Regions from separate parts of the Mus musculus genome. Here regions 2, 3, 4, 5 and 6 are each linked to region 1. The links are chromatin loops, found by intact Hi-C in ENCODE. Cell type or tissue: gastrocnemius. All regions are shown on one strand.

Region 1 (4,000 bases):
TCCTTTGTGTTGAAAATCTTCATTCTCATCTACTCCTATTATCCATAGGTTTGGGGTCTTCTCATTGTGTCCTGGACTTCCTGGATGTTTTGAGTTATAATCTTTTTGCATTTTCCATTTTCTTTGATTGTTGTGCCGATGTTCTCTATGGAATTTTCTGTACCTGAGAGTCTCTCTTCCATCTCTTGTATTCTGTTGCTGATGCTCACATCTATGGTTCCAGATTTCTTTCCTAGGGTTTCTGTCTCCAGCATTGCCTCACTTTGAGTTTTCTTTATTGTGTCTACTTCCCTTTTTAGGTCTTGGATGGTTTTATTCAATTCCATCACCTGTTTGGTTGTGTTTTCATGCAATTCTTTAAGGGATTTTTGTGCTTCTTCTTTAAGGTCTTCTACCTGTTTAGCAGTGTTCTCCTGTATTTCTTTAAGTGAGTTATTAAAGTCCTCCTTGATGTCCTCTACCATCATCATGAGATATGCTTTTAAATCCGGGTCTAGGTTTTCAGGTATGTTGGGGTGCCCTGGACTGGGCAAAGTGGGAGTGCTGGGTTCTGATGATGGTGAGTGGTCTTGGTTTCTGTTAATAAGATTCTTATGTTTACCTTTCGCTATCTGGTAATCTCTGGAGTTAGTTGTTATAGTTGTCTCTGTTTAGAGATTGTTCCTCTGGTGATTTTGTTACCCTCTATCAGCAGACCTGGGAGACTAGCTCTCTCCTCTGAGTTTCAGTGGTCAGAGCACACTCTGCAGGCAATCTCCTCTTACGGGGAAGGTGCACAGATATCTGGCATTCGGACCTCCCTTCTGGCCAAAGATGAAGGCCCAAAACAGGACCTTTCCCAGAAACTGTGTTGCTTTGGCCTGTCACAGAAGCTGTTAGCTTCTGTAGTCCACACTCTCACCTGTGCAGACTACTTTTGGTGGAGTCCCGGATCCAAGATGGCTCCCGCCGATGCTGAGACAAAGTTCTCCCGGGCCAGGCAGACACCTGTCCTCTGGCCGGGAAGGTGGCCAGATGTCTGGAGCCGAAAAGGGGACTGCCTCAGAAGCTCTGTGGCTCCTGCCTGTCCCAGAAGCTGTTAGCTTCTGTAGTGCACACTCTCACCTGTGCAGACTACTTTCGGCGGAGTCCCGGATCCAAGATGGCTCCCGATGATACCCATCTAATGACTTCTTTTGTGATTGGGTTACCTCATTCAGGATGATATCCTCCAGATACATCCATTTGTCCAAGAATTTCATAAATTCATTGTTTTTAATAGCTGAGTAATACTCCATCATCCTTAGTGAGGTAACCCAATCACAAAAGAAGTCATTAGAGGTCCCCCCCTTTTTAAAGCTGTCTGTTCCCAGCTTTGACTGTGTCATAGAACTTGCTGTGGGTAGGATGCTGAAGCACGTAGCTGAGATCAATGAAGGGGTCACTGATGGCAACAATATCTATTTTGTCAGAATTGAAAGCACCCTGGAGACCAGGCACCTAATCTGACTAAATCTTCTCACTCTAACCTTCACCATCCTGTCTCATGGGTGAGGCTGGCATTTCAGGAGACGAAGCAGCTGTCTCTGGTAATGGGGAGAACTGGAGAACCTAAGACTTCACTTTAGGGTTAAGTTAATAGTTGAAGCTCAAACAGGCAGAGTTCATGAATCCAGGTAGTCATTCAGACTCTGGGGCTATTGGAGTCGGTGCTTCTGGGAGTCTGTGAATCGGTAGTCCAGGGAAAATCAGGGGGGAGTCAACAACCGAATAGAGAGAGTCATAATTCTCCATTTACATTACTGAATACATATATAACAATACAACTCATATTTATTGTATTTCTGTCCTTTCCATACAGGGTGTTTTAGATTGCAACAATATTGTATTGTAAGTAGATTCCTACACTAGTGTTATAAACAGATTGATGAAGACAACACTGTGGGCCTGCATCTGAGCCGTCTTGTGACCTAGTATGGGCTTTCAACTAGATTCTAATAATAAAAAACACTTACCACATATTTAGGTATCTCTAAGCGATTGTTTCCCTTGATACAAAGTGGAGAACACTAATACAGGTTTTCATGAATTGTTGGCCTTCTTTGTTAATTCATGTAGTTCTTCGAAATGGCCACTAGATGGTAGTCTTTAGTTAGTATTGTCACCTCTGCTCCATGATAGGAGCTTTGATTCTAACCAGAAACATTTTGTGTGTTCCTGACGCCCTTTTCCTCAGATGGGTGAGGCAAAGGGCAAGGACTCCGTGTGGTTCAAGAGTCTTCAGTCTTGAATCCTTAAATTTTCTTCTTCGTAGACCTTACTTTCGGATACTATTTATTGAACAATTTTATTTGTCTCCACTGTACCTTTAAGTGATGACTCTTTGAAGAGGGTTGAGGTCTGTACTTACAAGGGTCAAAAAGATAAGAGTACAAGGATAATATGTCAGGCGAAGAACAGGGACGATGAGCTTCGGGATCTGCTGTCACCCCAAGTAAATCCCAGAATTCCCCCGAGCTCTGCAATCATTCACCATCTTAGCTAGAGTTGCCGGACATTGATGCACCGTTGCCAAATACATGTGTGGTCTCTCTGGACAATCGGAAAAAAAAAAAAAGTTTTTCCTCTTCTGTGCTGAAGCCTTGTGATTTTTTTTCCCCCTAGCAAAACCAAACCCAGTGAGCGGCAGTTAACCCGCACTGGCTGTTTGCGCACTGTGTTCCAAGGGCTCTCTCTATTTGTCATGAGTCATCCAATTAACGTCAACTGTAATTATTTCCTCTTCATTTTCCCTTTCCACTGTTGAGTCTCCCGAAGTCACCAATTTCCTTAACTAATTTTAATATCGAAACCTGCATTTCAGGTTCTCCTACTTCACACAACCAAGAAAAAAAAGAAAAAAAGGAATGAGATGCCCTTTTCGATTTTACCCTGAGGTAGAGCAAATCCTTTGACACATTCTGAGAATTCTTCCTGTTCAGTTTTATCATCTGTCCGTACTTCCTTGAAGTTCACTTATGGCTGAACACACGTATTTGCATACGGACTCTCATAAAGTCATTTTCAGTAACTCTGCAATTGATAACTCTCCCAGATAGACACATAGTCCAGAGTTACCTGTTGATCTGTTTCGCTGCCTAAAAGGAGGAGGGCAGCAGTGGAGACAGGACGGACTCACCTGGGGGTAAATGTGAACTTTGGGGCCTTGAACAACAACAGGAAGCTTGGTTTCTGGCTGCTACCACATTAAAACTAGTTGAGGTTTTTATTGTTTGTGGGCTGTGGAAATTTTATTTCCTGGCGTCTAGTAACAGTTGGCGAAGATCCCCATTACCCTCACTGTGAGAAGAAGCCCCATGGTCACTCCACAGCTATTGAGAGCTGCTACACCCCCTCCTGCCCCACCCTGCCCTGCCCTGCCCTGCCCCACCCCAACCCCCCTTCCGCCGCCCAGAGACACAGCTGCCTCCTGACCACCGGAGGCTCCAGTTGGTTTAAGCAAGATTAGTTCAGCTTTGCTTAGCGAAGGGTCACTGTCTAGATCTGTCTTTTCCACACCAGAGAATCCCATGGTGGATTCAATGCCCTCACTCAAATTTCCCAGCCACCAGCCAAGTTCCCTTCTTGTCTCCTCCCCCACAAAATCTTGTTTGCACTGGACGTGGCAGTTATGCGTTATCGGGCTTTTTGATGGTCCGAGGAGCTCTTTATATTCACAAGCATTGCGCAATGGAATGCTATTTAGACACCCATGCTCTTTACAAGCAAGCTAGCATCTGTTTCAACAGCAAGTTGCTTGACCGTTTTTTTTTTTTTTCATCCCAGAGTTATTACAATCTCTCCCAACTCCTTCTCACTTAATGGTTTTTAGCTTCTCTCATGGTGTTTCTGCTCCAGTCACTTTTTGACTCCCCAAACTGCACAGATACTAAAAAAAAAAAACAAAAATAACCAAAACAACAGCAACAACAACAACCCGCTTGGTGTTTTTTAAACAGTACCAGGGGTCTTCCTAGAAGAC
Region 2 (4,000 bases), 110 kb after region 1:
CGGAATGAATTCTTGGAGGACTGACTTATTTTAGCACTGAGGTGACTTAGGTGGGCATCTGAGTTTTAAGTAACCATGGCAACATTTGCTTATTGACTTAGTACTGCTGATCGATCACTCTGTGAACACTCACTGGCCTGATTGAGCACTCAATTACTGAATACTCTCTTGTTGAGCACTCACTGTCTGAGTACTCACTTGCTAAGTACTCACTGAGTACTCATTACCAAGCCCTTGCTTACTGAGCACTTACTAATTGAGCACTTATTTAATATTAAGGACTCAGAAAGATGAAAAAAAGGTGTGGCCAATCATTCCCAAAACAAAATGGAGGAGATCGCTATAAAAAATGCACAAATAAACACTAGGGTGTGTCAGAGTGTGAGCAGTATTATTGGGGAACACAGAGGACTTTACTCATTTTGAATGACACACCTGCATGGCGTCTCACCGGGAAAAGGTTGGATTTTCCTTGGAGAGTAATTCAGACATCCCACCCATTTCTAATTATTGTATTAAACACCCTTGTAAAGAAGTCAGTAAGTATGTTACCTTTGCAAAATTTTGACCAACAAGAGTCATGGTGTTATTACCACTCTGGGTTTCAGTGCTGCCTCTAGTCTATGAAAAAGCTACTTGGAGGCAGGGGATATATAGACGGGCTTGGTAGATGGTATGCTTAGAATGAGCAGAGCTCTGTCCTGATCCACAGTCCTTAGTAAGCCAAGCAACTTTATAATCTGTAATTCTAGGATATCTGCATCTCCTGCTAGTGTCTCTAAAAGTTACTCTCGGTGTGTCTTGGCTGCCCGTGCTTCTCTTCGTCTTTCCCAGATGGTTCTGGTTGGTTACTGCCTCTCTTAGTGTAAGTCAATAAGATGATCAATATAAAACAAACTTGAAGCTTCCTCTTAGAAAGGCTAGATAAGTGCTAGGTAGTGTATTATTTAAGAGGATCAAGAAAGGAGAGATAACTAGAATACTGATGAGGTACAAGTTAAATCACTGGCGTGAGGCTGTAAAATAATGAATTTGTGTGTGTTAGTCCAGCTTTTGCCTCAGACTGATAATGCCTATATTTTAATTATAGCTTTTTGTAAATACAAATACAAATAGCTGGGATCACTGGTCTAGAAGTGTTCTTAATCAACTTTTTTTTTAAGTCCACAGGTATTTAATTTCCCTTTCCAGCTTTAAAATCATTTACATTTCTGTTCTTATTACAGTCTCAATAAAATACATGCTTCGGTGTATATATTTAATGTAAGATTAAATTAATTCCTTTAAATTAATTTCTCCTATAATAGAGCAGTGTGAGACTTCAATTATTTTTTTAAAAAAGTCCCTTAGTATTATATGAAATTACAAAAGTTGTCAGCTAACAAGCTACCTGAGGGTTCATTAGTTTATCATAGATTAATATAACCTTTTATTTTTATCGATATTATAAAATGAGACTAGACTGTCTTCAAACCTGTGCTAAAGGAAGCCTTTAGTTTATGTCTGTTGGCCAAATGAAATTTTAACTAAATAAATGTTTACTGGCCTTTGAAATACAGGTGAAATATCTAATATTATATATATATATATAAAACAAAGCCCCGAGCTAATGCTAAGTAAGGTTTATTTCTAAGGAAACTCTTCATGGGCACAGGCATATTGATTTGCTATCACAATTTGTAACTAAAGTTGTTCATAACTGATTCTCTTTGTCTTGTTTAGTAAATGTAGTCTGGTCTCTCCACATGAGACTCATCTTTTCTTTTCCACAAACTGAAAGTCCTGCTCAATATTAAACATATAAGACCATCATACCCATCTGAATGTAAAACGAGAGGTTACAGTCTGATCTCTTGAAGCAATTTGTCACAAGAATGTTTTGCAATAGAAATTTCAAAGTCACCATGCAAAGCATCACTCCCTTTAAGAATTAATGTGCATCAGAGAAAACTCTCATGGCAGCTGCCAATGCTTAACGCAGAAACCCATCACTGGCCAAAGAACCAATAACAAGTGACGGTGGGGTTCTCCTTCCTAAGTGAGATTGCTCTTTTCACTGCCTCCGAGGCTCAGGAGCATCACAGAGAGGCAATCAGAGTATGGAGAAATGTGCAGTCAAAGACATCTTCTGGTCATGACATAGCATTGCACTCAGGAACTGCTATCATTGTCTGAATAAGACCTGCAGAACACTGGACCCCTTAACATTTCAACATGGGTGTGGGATGGTAGGGAAATGGACATACAAGGGCCTGCTCTCCCTGAGGGACTATTAGCAGCTAAAGGTTGTTGGAGGAAGGGTGTTATTTTATTCGGGGGTGTCACTGCTAGTCATTTACCCTGCTTCCAGTAAATACCCCCCCTCCCATGCCCAGGAAAGACATTCTAAATGCAGTAGTTTGTGTGGATAATTAACTCTAGCTATTGGCTTCCAACCTTAGATACTCTTACCTGAGGAACAAAGGACTAAAACAAAAGACATAAAAAATTTGTGGCTGTGCTAGATGTGCTGCTGGCTTTAGAACTTTCCCTCTGTCCCAACGTCACAGCAGTCTCTGTACTTGAAGAGCTGTTATCTTTTGTGACGCTTACTGCAGCGTACACAAATGCTTTTTTTTTTTTTTTTGCTTGAATTAAAATTAAGCAATACTAGAGAAGAGTTCAAGCATGATTGAGAATTGCACAACAGTTGAAGATGTTGTCTGAGCTTTGCACCCCATGCATGTAACCCAATGCCTACAAAATCAGCTGCTTTAAATATGTTGCAGAAACGTACTGGAAACATAGAGTACTGACGAAATCCTTTGAAAATACCGAGAAACAGTAATTCCCCCTCCCTGCCCTTTTAGATTCAATTAACCAAATGGTGCCTTGTAATTCCAGACTCCTACGGGTGGGGGGGGGGGAAGCTGTTGGGAAGCATCAGGATGGGGGCTGCAGAGAGGACCTTGAAGAAAGGATGCTCTGAGTTCTAAGGAGTTTTGGAAGCAGTGATTTGAATGCCAAACAAAGGGTCATGCCTCTTACAGAGATTGCATACAAACAGAACCTAGAAAACCATAAAGTCGAGTGTGTTGATTCTTTAGGAAGGTGCGGTGTCCTTGCTATGGTAGGCGTTTCTCTGCTGAAGGGAAAGATGTCTGGGCAGGGATATGGGGAATGAAATGATGCATCAGAAATAATACTGGTTCTTGTAGAGATTTAATTCTATAATCAAAACAACAATAAAATCAAGTACATTTATCCTGACAGTGAGAAACACATTTGGTTCTGTTTTGAGAAATATTTTATTTTTTTAAGTGTTATGCATTTGATTCATTAAATGATTCTTCTGTATATGTTAGGTGTTCAGGAATTTAGGTGCCGTTCTAGCAAGGTATGGAGTCAATAAAACAAGACATTTCAAATTAACATGCTTTACAGAACAATGCTTGGAACTGTGTTTCAAAAGCCACATTAACGCTCAATGAACAAAAGAACACAGTTCATTGGGATTATTGTATACGGGCATTTCTTTGGAGACTGTATGATTAACTCAGAGGTAGTTTAAAGCTGAGAGTCAGACGGTCATGTTCTTATTATAACCCATATAGTTTCCTTAGCAGCTACACAGAATGATTTACAAAGCAAATGGCTTGAGTAGTATTTCTAACTGGGGAAATTGTATTGTGTTTCTCTTTCAAATCTCTGTGATCCAAGTTCTGGGTGTAACCCAGAGCCTGACTGGGGGAGGGGAGGGATAGCCCACGTGTGATTTACTCTTTGGTCACTAGATGGCACCATGCCTCCCCTAGAGTAAGCTGCACGGTTCTGACTAGCTCCGATAGCAGCTAGGAGACAATTGTCCTTCCCATGGGCTTCTGATTTATTTAAACTATCAGGGTAATAATTAGCAGAATTTCACGGTTTTAAAGGATGGCACTTCTGTTTGTATCTGAGATATATTTACTCTGGCAGTGTACTGGCTGTTTTTGTGTCAACTTGACACAGCTGGAGTTAT
Region 3 (4,000 bases), 320 kb after region 1:
AGGCTGACCACATAGCATTGGATAATCAGTGAAGGAACATTTCCCTGGGAGGACTGTTTCTGGGAGGACCATTTCTCCTAATCATATCGTTCTCAGTTCTTTATCTACTATCGAGACCCTTAGTTGCCCTTTTCAAATTAGGATTTCCATAGGTGTCATGGTTGTTCAGGTCTTGTTTTAGACAACCATGTTGATTAGACTTTGTGGGTATAGCCTGTCTGACATTTCTAAAAGACACAGTCTTACGACAAACATTTTTTTGAGCACTGTAATATGAAATGAAGAAGTATACTTTCTTTTATTTTTTGTCTTTTATTTATTTATTTTTTACACTCCAGATTTTATCTCCCTCCCCCCACTGCCACCATCCACCCTCCAACTGTTCCACATCTCATTCCTCCTCCCCACTCCTTGTCTCCATGAGGATATCATCCTCGTGGCAAAGTATACTTTCTTGAAAACCTAAAAATTAAAAAAAAGGGGGGGGGGGGAATCAATGCTATAAATGTTTTTTTACAGAGCCATTGCTTCTGGGTGCTCAGCCAGGTGGATTTTATTTCACCACTTCACAGCTAAAGAAAATAAAAATATAACACTCCATATGCTGCAGGCCAGAGAGGACACACCTAGCCTGGCTTGCTCGCCACCTCCCCGGAAGACTTTTTAGCCTCCCTCCTTTGGGATGATGCGCTTCGGAGCTGTTGTCAGCAGTGCGGTTGGAAGGGGACGGGGAAATGAATAGGATTTGAAGGGGTGTGGAAAGGTGTGAGCCTTTCCGTGATCCTCGGGATTTGCAGAAGCCTTTCGAGTTATTTATGCCGCCGTGCGCCCTGTGTCGGTTAATATTTCATCTCTGCTTTCAGTTTCTAAACGACAGATGCTTTAAAAAAAAAAAAATCAGCGTGAGGTTCGGCTTCCTCCTACCCTTCGCCCCATGTCTCCGTGCTCCAGACCAACCCTGTTAGCCCTTTTGATTTAATCTTCACAGTTCTGTACTCACTGGAGGGACAGAAAATGGATGCTAATATACCAAAATAGACACTTAGAAAACTCGTTTTTAAAAATGACTCTGCAGCTTCACCTGCAAGTAAAAGACATAAAGGCATTTCCACCTCACCACTAATGACCATAAATATTAACATTGAGGTCAGTTCACAGTTTGCCAGTGTTACGGCCGTATTTTAAAGTTACATTTTACTTCATAGTATAACACATTACTTCAAGAGGATATCCTTATAGGTAACATTAAATTTCATATAGTTCTATAAACTACTTTTCCTTTTCCTTTTTTGAAAATAGATTCTTCACTCATACATCAGACCACAGTTGCCCTCCCTCCACGCTTCCCAGCGACCTCACCACCTCCCCTCTCCCTCAGATCCACACCCGCTCAGTTTCCTCTTGAGAAAAGAGCAGGCCTCTAAGAGATGACGGTCAGACAGGGCAAAACAAGATACACAGTAAGGAAAGGCAAAGGCCCTCGAATCCAAGCCAGACAAGGCAACCTAGTAGGAGGAAGAGGCTCAGGAACAGGCATTAGAGTCAGAGACACACCCACTGCCACCGTTGGAAGCCCCACAAAAACACGGAGCCATCACATATATGCAGAGGACCTGGTGCCGACCCACGCAGGCCTTGGGCTTGTCACTTAGGTCTCTATGAGCCCATGTATGTGAGCCCTTGCTTAGCTGATTCAGTGGCCCGTGTTCTCCTGGTGTCCTCCATCCTCTCTCACTCTATAATCTCTTGGGTTTTTTTGGTTTTTTTTTGTTTTGTTTTTTTTTTTGTTTTTGTTTTTGTTTTGTTTTTGTTTTTTTTTGTTTTTGTTTTTTTTTGTTGTTGTTTTTTGTTTTTTTGTTTGTTTTTTTTTGTTTTTTTTGTTGTTGTTTTTTTGTTTTTTTGTTTTTTTGTTTTTTTGCTCTTCCACGGGGTTTTCAGAGCTCCTAGGAGAAGGACCCTATGGGAACCTCCAGTTAGGTTCTCCACATAATGTCTGAGTGGGGGTCTCTAAAGCTTCTCCCATCTGCTGGCCCATTGAAGATGGACTCTTTGAGAATGACTGGACAAGTCGCTAGATCTAGGAGGATAGCAGAATATCTTTAGGATTTTTTTCCCTCAGTACTGTGGCTCAGCCTTAGCGCTCTGGGCTCTCCAGTCTCTCTCTGGGTCCTAGCTATCAGGTCGTATAGAGCATGGGCTCCCTCTGGTGGTGTGGTTCTCAAGTTAAACCGAAATCTGTTGGCCATTCCCACAAGTTCTACACATCATTGCCGCAGCACATCTTGCAGGTCTGATGTATTGCCGATTGTAGGTGGAGGGTTTCCTGTGTATTTTATGACTTCATTTTAAAATTATATTTCACTTCATAGTAAAGCACTTTGCTTGAAGATATCTTTGTATGTGATATTAAATTTGTTATACAGTTCTGTAAACACGTTTCTACAAGAAATTTAGTGAACATTTATTAATGGGCAAAGTAACAAAATCTTAGAGTATAAGAAAAACAATCTTTGGAAGGAAATGAAAGTTTAATTTCTCACCACATCTTACTCAGATAAAAACAGTACAAGCAATGGCTACGCTAAAAATTCATTTGAATCTGCCTTAAAGGATTGTTACCATATACTCTGTTACAGTCAAGCTATTTGTGGGCTTATTTCACTGATGCAGCATTGGAGGGGTATTTGGGTTTTTTTGTTTTGTTTTGTTTTTTTAATCAAGTGCCTGAAATGGAATGAACAAGAAAATAGCGCCCTCTATGAGTGGGAATGAGGACTGCATCTTTTAAATAACGTATTCGAAGTCTGAAAAATGGTCTTAACTAATGGCCTAGCACAATTAAAACGAGATGTTTTACACTAGGTATTTTTCCTTATAAGCAGTTTGATGATGAGAAAAAAAAACTAGGAGGAAAAGCATGTGTTTCCTGATGTTTCATTAAATTATGTCTCATTAAGTCCTGACATCATAACGGAGATTAAACCCTCCGAGAATGCTCTCTGCGAAGCATCACACCAACAGAGAAGGAACCCGTGCCTTCTAGCACACGGTCCCTAAATCAGGATGTGTATAGTGGGGCTGGGTAATACATACATTTACCAACTGTTCTCACTCATTTTACCTCTCCAGTAATGTTACTGCTAAAGATGCTGATGGAGCAATCATGTTTGCTCCAAGTAGGCCAGGGGACTGCTGCTTGCGCTGCCTTTCAGTGCCTCTCCTTTCTCAGCCAGCACCATACCACGCAGTTCTATACTGTTCCCTCCATGAAAACACGGATGGATGCTGTCTTTTCAGTGTAAAAGGGGGGTCTCTCATACTCGTCTCACTAAAGTCCCATTTCCCTTGGGGTTCTTTCCTTGTTTGGCTCTGCTCTGTCAAGGATGAATTGAGGAAATTATTTTTCAGAAGGAATATTGTCTTTGGCTTTTGACAACTGTCAGAAGGGACAGGCCTCTTCATTTGGTATTCCCAAAGCTTGTGCCATCCATTCCAGAATTGTCACTCACCAGAGCTATGCTAATGCCATTTCTGCCTTCCCCGTGCAGACGGTGGGGATTTCTGTGCTTAGCAGAATGCCAAAGATATCAAAGCCCATACTCCACTGACACACTAATGACAGCCAGCGACATCTGTCATTTATAATTTCAACCTAGCTTTTTCTGAATGTGTATAGAATCGCTTTTCTCCATTATGCGCTGTTTCTGTTGTGCATGCTAACTCTGGTGCCATCTGTGTTAGTGGTTCCCAGTGTCTCAGAGAGCAGACTCTTTGCCAACAAGCAATGCCTCTCACTCGAGGAAAATGACATAATCAAATCCTGTTTTTTTCATAACCCACCTGTGAGTGGCATGTTACTATCCATGTTCCGTGTTATTGGGACATACGGAACTGAAGCTCTGGTTCAAGAATTGAGTTAAGGTGTTCTGGCTTATAGTAACGAAAACATTATTTCAGGCAATTAGCAAAACTTGTTAATGTTCCAAAGAAAGGAATATAT
Region 4 (4,000 bases), 210 kb after region 1:
TCCCAGCACTTGGGGGGAAAAATCAATTGATGTTTCTTTTAAAAGTATATTTTAATTTGAAAATCTCATTTAATGACCTAATAACTGAGTCATTTTGTGTTTTCAATCTATAAAGTGTCTGCTTATGTCATTGTCCCCACGTGGAAACATAGCTAGCCAGTATCAGATGGGAAACCGTGATGCCTGGAAAAAATTTGTTCAGTTATTTGTTGTTGTTGCTGTTACTGTTGCTGTTGTTGTTGTTGGGTTGCATAGATATTCCACTTTGGCCTATGAATAGAATGGAAATAGAATGTACTAAAAACAGACAAAAGTGTCAAGTGAAAATGCTTATTAGAATGGAAGTTATAGTACTAGCTTATTTTTGTTTTTTACAAATATTACGACGTTCTAAGGAGACCCGCTTGCTCACCTGGCATGAGAAGAATGTACTGGTTTTGAAATAGTTAATGCCTGTCACATCATCCCTACCATAAAAGGAAAAGGACAGATGCCTATAACCTAAGTGGGCCCCAGAGCTTCTTCTCCCCGAAAGTGTGATGATGGACAATTACTAGCCCTTAGAGTTCATTCTCCAGGTGGCAAAACTAATTTGGGGGGAATAGAATAATACAGGCAAAAATCTTAGCCATGTGGTCAGACTTCTTTCTGCAAATGTGTTATTTGTCTTCCAGCAATATTTAACTTCTGAGTGCCTCCACTCCTCTTTGGCACCGGGTCAGAGATCATCTCCGCCTCACAGCATCACTGAGTGGATTAAGTGGGGTTATCCTGTGAAGCACTTAGAAGATGGCCAGGGACATTGCTAGTACACCTAGGTCTTAAATAATGATATTTAAGTATACACTCTAACAAACCAGTTTGCATTACTGTGTGATACCTGATTGCAAGCGTTGAGAGTCTGCTGAGAACAATTCCAGCCGAAAGGGTTCTGGGAAGGCTCACAAATGACCTTAGGAGAGAGATCTGGTCCCTTCTACACAAAGGTGCTTCAAGGACATTGCCTCCATCACAGGAAGTCCCAGTAACTTTCCTCATGTCCCTTTGTGCTACATGGTGCCATCTTTCTGCATGCACAATTCAAATTGCTTTAAAGGAATCCTCTAGTTCTTCCTCCTACCAGGAATGAATTCTTGACCTGGGACCATCAATTCATCAAACCTTAGCAGTTCTGAAACTAATTCCATTTTTATTTTAAACATCTGCTTTAGAATTTATGAGAAATGAATCCTCTTCTCCCCAGTAATGTTTTTTTTTTTCCTACAAGGACAAGAATTCACTGGGGAAACCCTAAGTGAAGATGAATAGGATGTTAAGTGTTGCCAGTATTCCTTTTAATATGAAGCAATTGCATAATGGCCTTCTTTAAACACCCAAGTTAAAAGAGATACGTTAACGTTGCGCACATTACCACGGAGAAGCCCATTCTCTGATTTCAGGCAAGCACCATTCAAGAGCCAACCTACTATTCCAAGAGTTTACTATTTTATTCTTGCTCCAAAATGGCATCAACAGCGATGGGGTGCTTTCGGGGGACTATTGCACAGAATTTCTGCAACAAAGGGGCAGGCTCCAGGAAATGAAACGGGAGCTCTCCTCCCAGCTACACACCCCCTAATCAAACAAGCAGCTTTATGACATGCGCAAACGGAGCAGAAGTCTAAGTGACTTCGGCAGAACTAGCTTCCCCAGGATTTCCTGTCCAAAATCAGAGTGTGGAGATCCGTACTTAACTGGTTACAAATCATCTTAGTAAGCAGAGCTGCCCCGCCCCCATGTTTTTGTTTAAAAAAAAAAAAAAAGAACATACCTATCATTTGCACATTCTCTCTGGACTTCATTTGTTCCCTTTCTTTTCGTTGAATAGGTAGAAAATTAAACAAACAAACAGAAAAACCTTCCTCCGTCTATTTGCTCAGTGTGTCATTTCCCTGTGAGGTTATTTACAGGTTTCTTTAGCCTTTTTTCCTCTCCTGCCTGGTAATTACTTACTGAAAGAAATCTGCTCCTTCAGGGCAAGCTCTTCCTTTTAACCCCTTTAGCTCACTCTTCCTTGGAGGCTAGCAAGGAGTGCGCGGCTCTGCAGTGACGGGGAACCCACCTAGAGGGCCCCCTTGACGCCAGCATATCCCCTGTCAGGCAGCAGTCTGCAGCTGAGCGAGCGGGCTACTGCAGAGTTAATGTACAGTACCAGGGAGCCTGCAAGTGTCCTGCTCAGAGCTGGGGCGGCACAGCCCAGGGCAGACAAGGCGGCTGCGAGGATACCAAAGGTTCTGCCGGAAATTCGGTGTGGGGGGACTCCTGTTGCCACTGTGTTTCAAAAGCATGCAAGGTCTGTATAGCCTGGGCATGAAAATCTTGCGGATGTCAGAGCACCAGAGTAAATGACATCTAATTGGGAACTGAATTGGGGTGGTAAAGACAACAGAGAGACAAGAAAGCCAGCCGAGTAAGAAATTCTTAGACAACGTCTGCCTTGCAGCTGTGAAATTCATTTTCTTTCCAAGGCAAAAAAAAAAAAAAAAAAAAAATATTAAAAGCTCACACACGGTTTTGATAGAGGGGATTCTGCAGTGAGAGAATCGATAGCTTAGTCATTTTACTTAAAGAGAGCAGACAGCCTTATTGTGGGGTTAGGCGGCAGATGAATTTCATCACCACAGCGCCTTCTGAAGTCATGATGGGAGCCAGCACCAATCCTGTCCTGCAAAGCAGAAATTACTCATTGCCTTCCTACTTCGGCATTCGAAACCAGCAATTCTGAGATCGGGAGAAGAAGTTGCCTTGCGCTATACATGGTTTCTAGTCCCTCTGCCCAGGTCTTTGTCGGACACGTCTCAGCCTCAGACAGTAGCACTGCGTTAAAGTGACCACACAGGAATATGTTCCTAAGAAAGAAGAAAAAGCAGTATTCATCCCTAAAGGACAGCATGGCACAGCGACCTGAAGTTTTCCATTTCCCTCCTAACACTTCTTTAACAAGGATAACAAGAAACTGTCTTTTGACTCCTTTTTGTCCACATTCCATAGTCCTTTCTATGAAGATGCATTAATTCATACTCAAGACACTTGGATCTCACCAGGACAATACTCGCCATCATTTAGGAGTAGAGACTGGACTGGTTCTATTAGTGTGTTCACTGGTAGGAGCTACATGGATGGACTCATACCTGCAATACTCTGTGATGTTTCGTTCTCCAAATCCTGGAAGGGCTTTTGTTTTTGCTGTTTGTGTTCTTTTTTGGGGGGGTGATTTTTTTGGGGGGTGAAATTCATTACTTGTTGCAATAATTATCCATGATCGATGCTCAAACCAGAGTGTTGGGATTCATCTGTGAAAATCACTACATGCAACATAGGAGACGAGGAAAATATTAATGACGGAAGAGCTGCGAACATGATGCATGTGAATACCTTCCCTTTCAGAAGGCATTCCTGGATATGGTAAGTAATCAATACCTTCCAGTCTGGAAACTCAGAATTCTAAAACCCCATGGCAACAAGCAGAGCAAGGTCTGTCTTGAGTGCTCAGTATAAAGCCAAGAAGACCATTTGAGAAAGTAACGATTATGCAATTAAATTTTTCTTGTTGCTACAAAGCATCCCAAATAAGAAAGCATAGGATGTTCACAATAGCTAATAGTTCATAAACAAAAATAGACAACCTACCTAGTAAGGAACAGAAATGGTAGGACTGGAAATCTGCTTTGTCTATATTATTATTGTTGTTGTTGTTGTTATTTGAAAATGCTCTAGAAAAGGGCATACATGGATTTCTGATACCAAATATCAATTGGCCTGCATTTCCATAGAAGGTTAAGGGAAACTTTGAATGCTGACTCGATAAAAAACAAACAAACAAACAACCGTAATATCTGACCTGCTCATATTTAAGAATGCTTTAGTTATTTGAGGGTAGTCCTTCTGGGCTGAACCAATAGAATTCTGATAGATTGCTCACACATGAATCATGGAGTGGACCAACTTTACGGAACTTGCT
Region 5 (4,000 bases), 520 kb after region 1:
CTGTCTAGTCCAACTTCATTAAAAGTGAAACAACTAAATAGACAAAGCACCTCTGCCAAGGACCACAGAACATTGAGGAAGAGGGGCGGAAAGAATATAAGAGCCAAAGAACAGAGAGACGTATGGCAAAGACATCTGGATGTGACATGGTGCGGCCATTGCAATCATGGACTCTCTGCAGCTCTGATTGTCTTCAGAAGACCAACACAAGATTGGGCCTGCCAGAAATTCACCATGGATGGGGAAGGGGCCCATGAGGCTCCACCCATTCCTAAGGGACTATGGTTAGTGAACAGGCAAGACATGCTAATGAAACTCAGTGGACCCCACAAAGGTAGACATGGAAGTGTGAGGAAGACTTGTTGGGAAGAAAGAAGGAGAGGGAGGGGTTAAAAACAACTAAAATTTGTTATATGAATGAAAGAAAGTATTGAGCAATTAAAAAATTATTAGAAAGAAAGGTAAGAGAACTGGAAGGGGGAAGTATCTTAGTGGTTAAATGCTCTGCTCTCTAAAATTCTAGAAAAAGAACTTTGGGATGCTAATGCATAGGCCGTGTGTTCCATACTCTCTATTCAAGTTAGGGAAGACTAAATATGCAGCTCTGTTTTATGAAAAGCTGGTGGTATTTCACAGTCTAAAAAAGCCTTTATTTCCAAAGCCCTATACAAGAATGACCTCATTTTACCCTGTACCAATTCAAGACGTCCTTTATCTGCTGGGAGGACTCACGTAGGAATGACAAATTGAATCAGACCATGAGGCAACTCTGTAAATTGTTGAAAAATAATGCCTTGACGTGCTCAGCTTTCTGAGTTCCTCTGTGTATTTTCCCAGGAGAAATGAGGCATTTCTTTCACACTTGCTGAGAAACAAGATAAACAAAGTAATTATGACTTCATGTTTAATTTAATACAGCATTTATCTTCCACACATACATAACTCTGCTCTCCCTTTATTTGATGGCTTATGTGGCCATGTGTGTAAACCTCAGGCTCCTTTATTTAGTTCCCAGCAATGTGCAATGTCCATAGCTCTACTACACAACTGTCCTTTAGAGAGAATCATCTTAATAAAATCTACTGTGTTCACTTGATGATTCTGTAGATGTTGTTCTTAACTAGCATTTCAACAGATAAAATCGCTTAGCGTCAGGAGTTTGTAACTCTTTGTTTGAATGAAATATTTTAGAAAAAACAAATCCTCTGTAAGTTTGGGTATAATTGTTTAATTAATTAGGGAATGAGAAGAAAGAAATCATCACTTCCTGGCAAGATGCCACTGTCTTATCATCCATAAATAAGTATTAATAAGTAGCAGATGTACACAAAGGAAAAATACAGCAGCAATGGTCAGAACATAAATCATGGATGCATATTACACTTCACTTTTCTGAGGATTTTTGTATCTGCTGTCTCATTTCATCCTTTGCTTCTTTAAAGATTTGTTTATTTTTTTATGTATGTGAGTACAGTGTAGCTGTATAGATGGTTGTGAGTCTTCATGTGGTTGTTGGGAATTGAATTTTTAAGGCCTCTGCTCACTCCAGTCAACCCTGCTAGCTCCGGTCAACTCTGTTTGTTCAGTCCCTGCTTGCTCCAGCCCAAAGATCTATTTATTATTATACATAAGTACATTGTAGCTGACTTCAGATGCATCAGAAGAAGGCGTCAGATCTCATTATGGGTGGTTGTGAGCCACCATGTAGTTACTGGAATTTGAACTCCAGACCTTCAGAAGAGCAGTTAGTATGCTTACCTGCGGAACCATCTCATCAGACTCTTCGCTTCTTCTTTTTTTATTAGATATTTTCTTCATTTACATTTCAAATGCTATCCCAAAAGTCCCCTATACCCTCCCCCGACCCTGCTCCCCAACCCACCCACTCCTGCTTCTTGGCGCTGGCATTCCCCTGTACTGGGGCATATGGTCTTCGCAAGACCATATTTGAGGGGCCTCTCCTCCCATTGATGAATGACTAGGCCATCTTCTGCTACATATGCAACTACAGACACAGCTCTGGGAGGTACTGGTTAGTTGCCATTTGTGAATAGGAGACCCAAAGTCCAAAAATGTTCATCTTTTCAAAACACAATAAAAGTTTTGATCATCTGTAAAGAACATCACTTTGATGATACCATTGTGAACAATATTTGTGAGTTGATAGACAAACCCATTTGACTAATAGAATGACTATGAAGCACTATAAAAATTTGGTGAAAAATAAACCATGACAAATCTTATAGTGCATAAAATCAATAAGGCAGCCATGCATCTGACTCAGAAAATGTGTGCATTTCTATAGTATGGAAAAAAGTTCAGAGTCTACAAGCATTCACTGAGAGAAGATAGATGTTTCCAGAATCTTCTGCTGTGTTTATTAAACACAAATGTCACCACGGTGACTTGATTGATAAACATGCTTATCATGTGACCATCAGCATCTTCGTTTGGATCTCAGCAACCTTGTAAACGGTGCATATAGCAGCAGGACTGTGATCCCTGCATTGTCGAGATGGAAAGAGTTGCTGGAGGTCAATAGAAAGCCATTCTAGAGCACCAGTGAACTCCATGTTCACCAGGAGACAGAGTCTGGCTCCAAAGTAAGGTGAAGAAGTCATTGGGAAAACACTCTCAGTCACCTTCTGGCCTCAATACACATGTGCACATGCCTCCCCACACATGCCTGCCCATCCACAAGTACACACACATAAGTGTAGACACACACACACAAGAAAAATAAGAAGCACGTCAGTGTTAGTGAGCGTAGCAAAGATGTAAACATAGGAAAAGCAGATATAAATCATACTTAATAATAAAACATTTATATAACTGTAGACACAACCAGAAAAATGACAGCTGACCCTGCTGTGACATGAATGAACATGAGGAGAATGGAATAATAAGGAGACAGTGTGTTTGAAAGCATGAAGGGAGATGATTGCAAAGATTAACGGGACAATGAGCAACAACAAGAGGTGCACTCATCACTTTTGTCATTGCTGTGGCAAAATACCTCTCCCTCCACCAAAAAAAAAAAAAAAAGGCAGTTTAAGCAAGGGAGAACGTACTCTGGCTCACAGTTTTTAAGTGTGCAGTTTACCATAGCAAGGAAGGCATGGCAGTGAGACTGTCTCCAGCTGTAGTGGCAAGGGTGTGGGAAGCCGATCGGATAGCTTCTCTGGAAAGGTCCTCACAGACATGTCCAGAAAATAGTCTACTAAGGGATTCTGAATCTCATCAAACTTGACGACAAAACTAACCACCATAGGAGACAAGGATCATTGAATCTGAAAACCCCCAATCCAGTGAATTTAAGCTACCTCCCAAACTCATTAGGTTAAAGTCAATTCACCTGGATAACTGGACCTCCATTCCTATCCTCTGCTGACTAGCCCATGACATATAGAACCTAGAGATGACTCAGACAGCTCTTCCCTCATGTTTACCTACTGTACTCCTACACACAGAATGTGCAGTAGGGGTTGAAGGCACAGTGATGTGGGTGGATTCATTTTAAATTGAAAAGCCTTGGACACTTATTGCTGGGTTCCTTTCAGATGGTTAAAACATGTTATTCTTGGGGACTTTCTTGCTGGTGGACATATCTCCTTACCCTTTTGTTCATACTGCCACATCTTCCTTCACAGTTACCCAATGTCACACACCTCTAGAGCCCCTGGTGTTGGTTTTCTGTCAGAGCTCTGCTGTGGTGGTTTGAATATGCTTGGCCCATAGGAGGTAGTACTAGTAGTAGGTGTGGCCTTGTTGGAGGAAGTGTGTCACTGTGGGGGTGGGCTTTGAAGCTCTGCTCAGTGAGGAAGAGTCAATCTGCTCCCAGCTTCCTTTAGAGGAAGACATAGAACTCTCAGCTCCTGCAGCACCATGCCTGCATGGATGCTACTATACTTCCCACCTGGATGATAATGGACTAAACATCTGAACCTGTAAGCTAGCCCTAGCTGAATGCTATCCTTTAAAAGAATTGTCATGGTCATGG
Region 6 (4,000 bases), 380 kb after region 1:
CAATGCTTTTGTCTGTGAGCTTGATTTAGTCATTCTACAATGCATCTGTATATCAAAATACCATGTTACACATCATAAGAATGTACAGCTAATGCCAACATAAAAATAGTGCATCTTGGAATTATAGGGTAACCTTAGGACAACTGAAGCTATGACAGCATGAACCTGCTATATCGGAGAAAAGTCTTACATCATATTGCTCTATAAGTACATAAGTATTGTCAAACTACCTGTGTTCCTTCCCTTTTAATCCAGACATTAGGTGTCTTCTTAAAAATCACCTCATCCAGTTAGGAGTTTGAGGGTCTGTTTTATACTCTAATATTTCTTATAGATTACCTTCTTTCTCCCTTTTCATTAATGCTGCATGAGTCCATGGTCAATAAGTTCAACTTTACAGACTTGAGCTGATATGTGACCAGAAGATTCCCCGAGTCTCTTATTTTATTTATAATTCATTTTTCACACTCCATATTCCACTCCCCGCTCCCCCCATCCACCCTCCAACTGTTCCACGTCCCACACCTTCTCCCTACACCACCCCATCTCCACGTAGATGCCCCCATTCCCCACCTCACCTAACCTCCAAATTCCCTGGGGCCTCGAGTCTTCTGAGGATTAGGTGCATCATCTCTGAACGAGCACAGACCCAGAAGTCCTCTACTGTACGTGTGTTGGGGGGCTTCATATCAGCTGGTGTATGCTGTCTATTTGGTGGTCCAGTGTTTAAAAGATCCCCTGAGTCTTTTTTTTGTTTTTTTCGAGACAGGGTTTCTCTGTATAGCTCTGGCTGTCCTGGAACTCACTTTGTAGACCAGGCTAGCTTCGAACTCAGAAATCTGCCTGCCTCTGCCTCCAGAGTGCTGGGATTAAAGGTGTGCGCTACCACGCCCGGCTCCCCGAGCCTTTTATTAAGCTGAACAAACATTTTAAATCTGGAGGAAGAAAAATATAGTATGCAAAATATCCTAAACACCACTAAGCATGGGCCTTCTTCTTTGTTGTTAGACTTTCTGATGGTGTTGGTGAGTCAGAATGAACGTTTTCATATTCAAAACGGCAAATACAGGCACATTTCTTAAACAAACCTCAGGATTGTGAGAAATTACCTTCCAGGGTAGAGGATTCCAAGAGTGGAAACATTTTTACATTAAATGATCGTGATTCAAATATTATGATGAATTTTAATTTAGCAGGCAATTAACTCTAATGGAGGAAGCTATCACCTGACAGTGGGTTAACTTGCATTATTCCCTGGTACAGCCACGCTGTTCTTCTTGTGACTAGAAATTCATCCTGCCTCCCCCAGCTAAGGTCAAGGATCCTGTAGGACTTACAGAGGTTCTGGGGCTGGTAGGAAATTGTTTCAGATGCGTGTGCAGCAAGGCTCAGAGCATGGCTTAAAAGTGGAAGATGGCTCTGCTCCTCTCAAATTCTTTCATCTTCCAGAATAGTCACACTCCAGTGAGCGTACCCAAAACTCTTAAAAGTCCAATTAGAAAAATGGTCTTAATTGCCAAGCCAGTGATGTAACAATTATTTGACTCTTGGAGTCGGGGGCTGGGGGGATTGTTATTGTTTAACTGGACTCAAAAGATAAATATTCCGTGCAGATTCCGTAGAAATTTCCTTGGCTGTTTCCTGATCATTAACATGGTTTTTAACTCAGGTTCACAGGGAAGAGCTATTGCATCAATAATCTGCTCTTTTGTTTCATTGTAATGAACTGGTCACACATGCTCACATTATCTCTAATTAAAATTGCGAATTTAAAACAAAGAGTGTGGGAGTGGAAAATAAGACTCTATGGTACCTCTATCTGACCCAAGGCACCACCCGTCCCTATACCCTCTACCATGGAAATACCTCTACCATGTCTGTTTCCCATGGACATGGTATCCTAGAGGCATAAGACTAAGGGAGAAAGTGCACTCTGCGAACTGAGAGAGGATTGAAGGACAAATATGGGGAGACCTATTTTTTTTAAGATCCTGGGAAGCAGAGGGTGACAGCGAAATTGGTGTTAGGCACATTCATAGGGAGGTGCTTCCTGGATCAAAGGTGGAGGATGTGTACGAATGGCTCCCTGAAATCCTAAACCAACCCTTTGGAGGCTTCAAAACGGAAAAGGTTTTAGATAAGGTGTTAGCTGTCCAGTTGTGGGCTGCAGGGGGGTTCTTCTCCCTGACAAGGCTTGGTATGGATCTTGTGCAAGAGCACACTGCCCTCTGCTGGAGAATTCCACAAAGTGGGAGACCCAGACAACTGCATTTCAGCATCCAGTAAGGGCTGCACGGAGAATGTTGAAATCTAAAGCAGAAGGGACCATGCACATTCTACCTCATGAAGGCAGTGCACCCCTCTAGGAAAGGAAGCCTCTTTCAGTGAATAGGCCCTTAGACCTTTGTACAGTGACATCCCCTTGGATGTCTAATGAATGCTGGGTTCCCACCCAACTGCCCAGTATTGAAATCCAACAAAGAAAAAAAAAAATTGAGAAAAGGAAGTGGTACCTAAGTAGTATGTATAAGACAGAATAACAAAGGTCATGGTCAATCAAAAGACTTGTAGAAGCCGAGAGTTGCTGTTGCCAAATTGAATTAAGTGTCTCTGTCGAAAGATTTTTAAAATACTATGAGAATCAAAACAGATGAAAAGCCAAAAATCTAGAAAAGAAACTCTCAGAGAGAAGATGGGAACAACAGAAGGCACTGGGACTGGTAGTGATCCGGGAAGGGGAAGATGCTAAACAATGATGAGGTAGTTATGCTCGGGAAGCCGGGTGTGGCTGTGCAAGCCTTTAATTCCTGCACTTGGGAGACAGAGACAGACAGATCACAGAGTTCAAGGCCAGCCTGGTCCACAGAGTGAGTTTCAGGACAGCCAGGATTATACAGAGAAACCCTGTCCCCAAAACAAGCAAGCAAGCATACAAACAAACAAACAAAAACCCTAATATACGAATAAAACAAGAAAATTTCCTATAACTAGAAGAAATGGGATAGTTTAGATCCTGGATATGAGGAATTAAAAATAAAAAGGACCTTGCTAAGAAATATGCTCAGGATATTTCATAGCGCTTGACATATGCAGATATTCAAAGCCTTCAAAACAATAAAATAAGAAAAAGGGAAGAGGAGACAAAATATCTAAAGCCATCAGAATTAAACTGATGTCAGAATGACTCAGCAGCTACCAAAGGTGAAAAGAAGAGACACCAGCTTGAACTCTGGTGCATTCATGGTACAGATGTCATTGGAGTGGACAACCGCTTTCTGATTGCATTTAGAGCCTACTCCACAGGATGAAACCCAGGCCTGGCACCATTATCCAGCTGAGAGCCTGTGGCTAGATCCTAGAAGAGAACTTGGTACTATTGATCAGCTAAGTGGGTATGGAATTAATCCAACTCTTCCTGATTTATCTTTATTCTCATAGATTAAAGCACCTCTAGTTTTCACCAGAGAGGCAATGTTTGCAGTGGATGCTTGGCATGAAGAGATCCACAACTGGGCAGAGTACAGAGAATGGGAGACTTCAGAGTGTTCAGGCCCAGGGGAGTATAGTACCATACCTCAACTCCCCAAAGGCTTAGGGACCATTGCAGAGGAGTAGATTGTGAGGAATGTGGCTACCAGAGGGAGTGAAAAACTACAGGGAAGCAGAGTCTCCTGGAAACAGGAAGGTGACTGCACATGTGAGCTTGTGGCTGTCCTGGCAGCATGCATAGGGCCCATTTAAGCCCAAGCCAGACCAAATCCCAGCATGACAGGGGGAGCTGGGCAGGAGGTTTTAGCTCCAATGAGGAACTATGAGCAGTTGTTAGTTGCTAGAGAAGAAAGGGTCAGTTTCTCTCCGAGTGTGGCTACTGGTAGGTCAGCCCCTCCCCGGTGGAGGACCACACACCCAGAAAGGTTTGGGCAGCACTGACTGACCTTGACAGAAAAGGAAAGGAAACAAGAGGGAACATGAGGATGGGTGGGGATGGAGAGAGATTGTC

Evidence for each region. Peaks named below come from ENCODE experiments on the same cell type or tissue, not always from the same donor. Only the 100,000 strongest peaks of a DNase experiment are listed, where the experiment ranks them.
Region 2: a loop joins it to region 1, with 6 times the contacts of the local background. A loop is called at or near these places in 25 of 42 quality-filtered maps.
Region 3: a loop joins it to region 1, with 3 times the contacts of the local background. A loop is called at or near these places in 36 of 42 quality-filtered maps.
Region 4: it touches region 1 in a loop (2.2-fold over the local background); 9 of 42 quality-filtered maps call a loop at or near these places.
Region 5: it touches region 1 in a loop (2.6-fold over the local background); 29 of 42 quality-filtered maps call a loop at or near these places.
Region 6: a loop joins it to region 1, with 4 times the contacts of the local background. A loop is called at or near these places in 17 of 42 quality-filtered maps.

The regions. Positions count from the first base shown.
Region 1 is chr13:109,227,241-109,231,240 of GRCm38, forward strand. The region is part of intron 3 of Pde4d (phosphodiesterase 4D, cAMP specific); the gene reads left to right. Among named protein-coding and RNA genes, the nearest start is that of Mir582, 96 kb to the right of the region's middle. In gastrocnemius, a CTCF peak has its summit at 2,110 (motif pointing right); DNase peaks (open chromatin) are centred at 951 and 2,637; H3K4me3 peaks cover 1,518 bases; H3K27ac peaks cover 1,701 bases.
Region 2 is chr13:109,340,025-109,344,024 of GRCm38, forward strand. The region is part of intron 3 of Pde4d (phosphodiesterase 4D, cAMP specific); the gene reads left to right. Among named protein-coding and RNA genes, the nearest start is that of Mir582, 17 kb to the left of the region's middle. In gastrocnemius, a CTCF peak has its summit at 2,147; a DNase peak (open chromatin) is centred at 3,762; H3K27ac peaks cover 274 bases.
Region 3 is chr13:109,545,733-109,549,732 of GRCm38, forward strand. The region is part of intron 3 of Pde4d (phosphodiesterase 4D, cAMP specific); the gene reads left to right. Among named protein-coding and RNA genes, the nearest start is that of Gm32703, 110 kb to the left of the region's middle. In gastrocnemius, CTCF peaks have their summits at 2,215 (motif pointing left) and 2,768; DNase peaks (open chromatin) are centred at 1,544, 2,199 and 3,695; H3K4me3 peaks cover 1,240 bases; H3K27ac peaks cover 1,468 bases.
Region 4 is chr13:109,438,910-109,442,909 of GRCm38, forward strand. The region is part of intron 3 of Pde4d (phosphodiesterase 4D, cAMP specific); the gene reads left to right. Gm32703 (a long non-coding RNA gene) reads right to left here and starts at 2,102. Exons shown (of 3, transcript XR_003950566.1): 1 at 1,993-2,102. In gastrocnemius, a CTCF peak has its summit at 2,088; DNase peaks (open chromatin) are centred at 727, 1,578, 2,140 and 2,760; H3K4me3 peaks cover 3,233 bases; H3K27ac peaks cover 3,549 bases.
Region 5 is chr13:109,743,219-109,747,218 of GRCm38, forward strand. All of the region lies in intron 4 of Pde4d (phosphodiesterase 4D, cAMP specific), which reads left to right. Among named protein-coding and RNA genes, the nearest start is that of Mir1904, 160 kb to the right of the region's middle. In gastrocnemius, no CTCF peak of the experiment used is centred here; no DNase peak of the experiment used is centred here.
Region 6 is chr13:109,607,766-109,611,765 of GRCm38, forward strand. The region is part of intron 3 of Pde4d (phosphodiesterase 4D, cAMP specific); the gene reads left to right. Among named protein-coding and RNA genes, the nearest start is that of Gm32703, 170 kb to the left of the region's middle. In gastrocnemius, a CTCF peak has its summit at 2,232 (motif pointing left); a DNase peak (open chromatin) is centred at 2,217; H3K27ac peaks cover 325 bases.